2 separate regions of the Homo sapiens genome follow, and region 1 is linked to region 2. Evidence: chromatin loops called from intact Hi-C (ENCODE). Cell type or tissue: mammary epithelial cell. All regions are shown on one strand. Links, peaks and the distances in the headings refer to the core of each region. The heading gives the core; the rest is flanking DNA. Region 1 overlaps LINC00972 (long intergenic non-protein coding RNA 972). Region 2 overlaps SEMA3D (semaphorin 3D).

Evidence for each region. Hi-C counts contacts between places; a loop is a spot of excess contacts. Peaks named below come from ENCODE experiments on the same cell type or tissue, not always from the same donor. Only the 100,000 strongest peaks of a DNase experiment are listed, where the experiment ranks them.
Region 1: a loop joins it to region 2, with 18 times the contacts of the local background. A loop is called at or near these places in 27 of 110 quality-filtered maps.

The regions. Positions count from the first base shown.
Region 1 is chr7:85,463,001-85,465,930 of GRCh38, reverse strand. The region is part of intron 2 of LINC00972 (long intergenic non-protein coding RNA 972); the gene reads right to left. Among named protein-coding and RNA genes, the nearest start is that of LINC00972, 43 kb to the right of the region's middle. In mammary epithelial cell, for the core only: a CTCF peak has its summit at 1,458 (motif pointing right); no DNase peak of the experiment used is centred there.
Region 2 is chr7:85,029,374-85,032,303 of GRCh38, reverse strand. The region is part of intron 12 of SEMA3D (semaphorin 3D); the gene reads left to right. It also overlaps the pseudogene HSPA8P16. Among named protein-coding and RNA genes, the nearest start is that of SEMA3D, 160 kb to the left of the region's middle. In mammary epithelial cell, for the core only: a CTCF peak has its summit at 1,322 (motif pointing left); no DNase peak of the experiment used is centred there.

The DNA of each region.
Region 1 (2,930 bases), core at 254-2,753, 430 kb before region 2:
AAAAAAAAAGACTCAATACAATAGATACAGATACAGATGAGGAGGAGATTGTAGCTTTCAGTATACATTTGCAAAACATGTTCTAGAATCAAGGTCTTCTTCATGGATATACATGACCTGTGCAGTTGGAAAGAGTACTATATACCTAGAGGGGCCCTGAGAATAGTTCAATGTTTTGCTATTGGCATAATGAAATTCTTAGTAATTTTTCAACATGAAGCCCCACTTTTTATTTTGCACTGGGACCTTACAAATTATTTATGTAGCTAATTCTGTCAAGGAGACATTGTCTGGCAACAGTTGTCATTAGTTTGCTCTTACCACTTTCTGGCTTCTATTGATTGAGTTTTTACAGAATTAAGGACATATATCTGCTCTTCTTTTTAAGAAAAGATTCTACTTTTTGCTTTTGTTTTCTAAAATTAAAAATTTCAGCTGGCCCTCCAGATAAAAAGGATCAAATACAATTCATATGTTGGCTTTAGTGAAAAACGGCAGATTACTATGTGATTTATATTGCTATAAATAAGTGATAAAAATTATCAAATCAAAATTAGACTCTAGTAATAAATTGTATAACCATTAGAAAATGAATCAATCAATAAATATTGATAAATAAAGGATGAGATAGAGAAGGCAAGTGGTGACTATTAAACGTGAAGTAAGATTATTGGCACTTAACTATTTTCTCAGCCTACATTGACTGATTTTTTTTTCCTCCCTGTTGAAATCCACCAATTAGCAATATAGTGAATCTGATAACCTTCAAAACTGCAAAAGCTCTCTAGCAGAGACCTATGACCTGAACTTTGCTTTTCTATCTACATCTAGCTGAGATCAATAAACACTGAGTAACTGGGAATTGAGGTTAGTGAGGAAAAAGGAAGGGAAGTGATTTGATTCCCAAGAGAAGAATATAGGTTCTCAGCACAGTGAGATTCTCTGAACAGTATAAATGCATCCCCATCTTACAGCTGAAAGTCTGGAAAGTCATGATAGGAATGCGCCTACCCCACTTTAATTGCATGTGCCTGCAAGGATGGATACTTTTGGGTTTGAAAATAACATACTTCATTTCTCATAAAGATGGACATAGGTAAGCAGGGGGAAAATAGATTGAAAGGGGGAAAATAGATTGAAAGGTTTGGGGTGAGAAACATAAGAGAGAGTGGAAGCTGGGAAAGTTTGTAACCATAAGAGTGCCTGCATTTGAGCAGATACCAGAGGCAGAAAAGCAAGAGCTTCCCTCCAGTGAGTTCTGAGTGATTCTGGGAAGTAGAGCAGACTGGGATTCAGCTCATATATGAGAGATTACCTGATATAATTCTAAACAAGGACATATATTCTCAAACTTTAATTTATTTACTTGATATCATTGTCCAATGCTTAGCTAGAAAAGTGACAGAAAGATTCAAGGGACATAAATTAGTTAATTAAATCTTCATTATTTTTTAAACCAGTAGAGGGACCCATTTCTCATCAAAATAATTTTTTATTTCTCCATCTTTGGAAGTCATTTTTGCTAACCATACTTGATTCCAGCCATTTTAAATTATCCCTAGTGGTGTTTGGGGCTCTACAAAAATGATGATGATAAGGGCTATGATCAAAAGGAGGAGTATCTAAGACAAAGTCTTGGGGCAGGAGCCACTGGGATAGAAAAATGAAACTAAAAAAGAAAACCGAAAAGTAGCTGGAAGCAGGGTATATGTGTGTAGGGTGGCTTAAGAAGGACAGGTGGCAAGACATTTTTTTAAAAAGATGAAATGAACTATAAGCCAATTTGAGAGTCATTATGATTATCAGGAAATCAAAGAAAAGGAGATCCAAGGATAGAAGATTCATGGGATGGCTCTGCCATGGGCCTGAGGTCTGTGGAGATAACATTTCCTCTCCTTCGAAAGGAGGTTAGAATAGAGATATCTACTTTACTAGGAGAAAAGCAGAGAAAGATGAGAAGGAATGAAATAGTTATCATAACAGGCATCTTAAGATGTAAATTATTTTATTCCTTCTAAGGTAGGACAGTATATTTCCACCTATAGGTCAAAATCCAATACTAAAATGCAAAATCAATTTAGTAGTGAGTGACCAACACTTAAAAACAAAAACAAAACAAGAAAAAACCCAACAAATAAAAAGATAATATAATAGAAGTAAATGGAAATGAAATAAAATAGAATTAAAAACTATCATCATGCACTGATGAAAATATGAAAATAAAAATTAATTTATGATAATATTTTATCAATATTATATGTATATCTATTAAAACATTTCTTATTGATAATAGGAGTAAAATATATTTTAAATATAGACTCAAGAAAGCCTCTAAGTTTTCTTCTAACTCTATGTTGTTTAGATCACTGAATTCCTGAGGACAGGGAGAGCTTATTTCAGGAGACTGGAAGAAGGGCAAAAATAGGGAAAGCAGAAGATTTCAAAAATATCCTACATACACAAGATAGAAAAATGGTGTTATAGTGACATAGAACTTTGTGTGTAGTTTTTTAAAAACTTTTCAAGCATTGTTTTTAGTTAATCCGATCAGGATATGCACTTATTTCAGAGTAACTTAAACTTTTTAGATTTATTTGTTAAGAGAAGCAGTTAGATTTTTGAATAAAGGGAAACAGAAAAAGATAAAGCAAAATTTGAAACTTTTATTTAATCCACAGCAGAGAGCAGCTACCTACTAAACTTATTAACCTAGAAAGAAGACATTCCAACTATTATATTCTTACCATCCATTAAATTGAATTTGTAAGGGAGTAATAGAAGGCTGCTGGTTAAACCAAAAATTTGTGAAAGCAGTAAAACTAAATAAGCTTTTGCTAAAATATTATATACAATTCATGAGCATTTATGTTTCACTGTACAAATGTTAATCCTAAACTCAGACACTGTCTCACCGAATGAGGTAAAACTGA
Region 2 (2,930 bases), core at 250-2,749:
CATCATATATGTGATGTGAAAATCTGTTATACAAATACACTTTACCATTAATAACACTACACATTAAATCATTGAAATTATATTTCACAGCGTATCAGATAAACTATGCCTGTAAAATTTGAGAATGTAAGAACTGGAGTGAATGATAAAGACCACGTAATTCACCCTCATTTTACAGGGAAGGGAATGAATACCCAGAATAATTAAATAACTTTCCCAATATCATATTGCCAAAAACAGTGGAATGAAGAGGGATGTTGAATTTTCTGATCAGTCTTCTCTCTCTATTCGTTAATATTCTGTAATATGCACTTATTTCCTAATATTTATCTGATTGATATACTGCCGAATGTCCCACCTAAAATTAGCTGCATTGAATTTTACATTATTTCCTGGCATTCTTTCTTATTTGTTTTCTAAAAGCAGCCCAATTTCAGTAATTTTTGTTTATATAAAGTTATGATTCTATCTCTCTAAATATCCAGAATATTTTGATCAAACTCATTACTGAACACTTCTTATGATCCAGACACTCTGATAAGCCCGTATACGTTATCTCACTACATTCTTAAAATAAACACACAGAGTAGGTATTATTATCCCAATTTTATAGATAAGAAACAAGCCCAGCGAAGGTAAACATATGTTCATGCTCTCACAGTTTATGAATTGTTATGACTGGAATGAAACTTACTCTACTTAACTCCAAATCAAAAGCCATTAACCTACCTTTTGTTCTACCTTCAAAGGGATAACAAATGAGCAACCAAACAGAACTTTATGCTATTTTTCCAGAGATTTGTCTATTCTCTGCACAAGTAATAATGAATTTTGAAACTTTACTACACTTACCATTTCTCTTACTGCAATTCAGAGGAACACATCTTACTTTAATAAAAGTATTGCTGAATACTTTGCTTTCTATGAAATTGTTAGAACCTTTACTAAAAGCCATATTACACTTAAGTTAAAGCTTTAACGTAGGTTATTTTTTAAAAAATTGTTTTTACATTTTCTGCATCTGTATTGCTATTAAGATTGAATTCTAAGTTGTTCTCCCAGTGGTGAGACTTCTGTTGACATTATCACTCAGTTAAATAAACACTACAACTTTCAGTGTGTCAAGCTTACTTTAAGTTTTTGGTTTTGACAGAATGCTGTACTTCTTTGACAAAAAGTCAAACCTAAACTCCTAGCTTAACCATGACATCACTGCTCTGCAATGTTAATAAGCCTAGAAAAGCAAGAATGCAAAAGGATATATTATAGAATTCCTTCACTTCAAATGATTCTTCTGCCCTCTGGTGTCCAAATAGAATATTTGAACAAGCCATATTTTGTTCAGGTGGATTTTTTCAATCATTATTGCCCTGCCAGGTTTTGGTAATAAGAAGTTCCAAGTGAAATAAAATATTAAAAAGTCCATAATACAGTGAATCAATCATACAGGTCAGATATAGAAACCAAATTGAATCCAGCCCAAAATAACAGACTGCTAGAAAACCCAGAATCTAAGAAAGATTTGTAAAGGCAGAAAATTTCCAACTTGATAGTTGGTTTTTTATAACTGATGTACTCTGCAGTTTTATTCTGTGTAGCCAAGGGATTTTTAAGATTTATGCATAAGTGTAAAGTATTAGTAAATATTTCCTCAAAAGTGAGTTTCAGTTTTAAACCATTCCCTTATCAAAAAGGTGAGGAGAAAATACTTGTTTTTGAAGTTCAAATATAAAATGCATGTTTTACTTTGCTTGAATCATTTTGCCACCATTTTTAAATAACTACTAAATGTCTGATTTTGTAAAAATAATGATTCCTTTTTAAATTCCATTTGCTCCCAAATTGTTACCGCGTTAAATGTTAGTTGTTTTAGTTTTACTTTTACAGATGAAAGCTTACACGTGGATTTCCCAACTAAGTCTCCATTTTTTGGTGGGAAATAAAAGGAGGTAGTTATAGGTACTTTTTAAATATTTCATAAATTCATTTTACTATGTGGACACTGATGAACATAAATGCATGATAATTTTTATTAATAGCTCAAACACCAGAAAAGCCTGTTCTTTTTACTTTTTTTTATCTAGGTAGTTTCAAAAAAAAAAAATAGGTGGTGAAAAATGGTGATTCTAAGGATTCCTGAAAATTTTTTGGTTCAAAAATTTGAAACAAAGCCATATTTAAGGAACATCATAACATGGTAAGAAGCATCCTGGGTAGAGTACCTAGAGACTGGACTTCTCACGCCAGCATTGCCTCTTCCACTGTCCAACACTAGAGACATTAAATAAATGCTCATTTTCAGCTCAAAATCTTTTTTTTTATTCAGGGGTGGAGGTTGTGGTTAGTTTTCTTTTGTTTAATCTTTTTTTGATACCAACTTTAAATACAGTTTTATTTAAGACATTGCATTTTCCACTTACAATACAATGTTTATAAAGTGCAATGTTATTTCCTTTCCTTGTGCTCATGTTCCATATTCAAGTATTGAGAATGCCCAGTAATTTAGTATAGCAGCTCGACCGTAAAACTGCCATAGAATTTGATACAAATTTGGGTTCTTCGGTGTTTTAACTATGTAGAAGAATGCTACATCTATAGTTGGGTTGTCTTAATCAACCTCTTCAGTGGTGGGCCCTGAAAAGCACCACCAGATGCAGGAGCTCTACCACCAGGAAATCCCCCTGGCATTCCTCCTAGCATGCCTTCTGCACTCTAGTCCAGTTTGGTTATCATGGACTTGAAGACTTCTCCAGCTCTTGCTGTGCATGTTCAAATTCTTCCTTCTCTGCAGTCTGATTCTTGTCGAGCCAGTTGATAATTTCATGGCACTTGCTAAGAATCTTCTGTTTGTGCTCATTGTTAATCTTGACTTGAAGTTTCTCATCTTCAGCAGTTGCTTTCATGTTGAACACATAGGGATCAAGTGAATT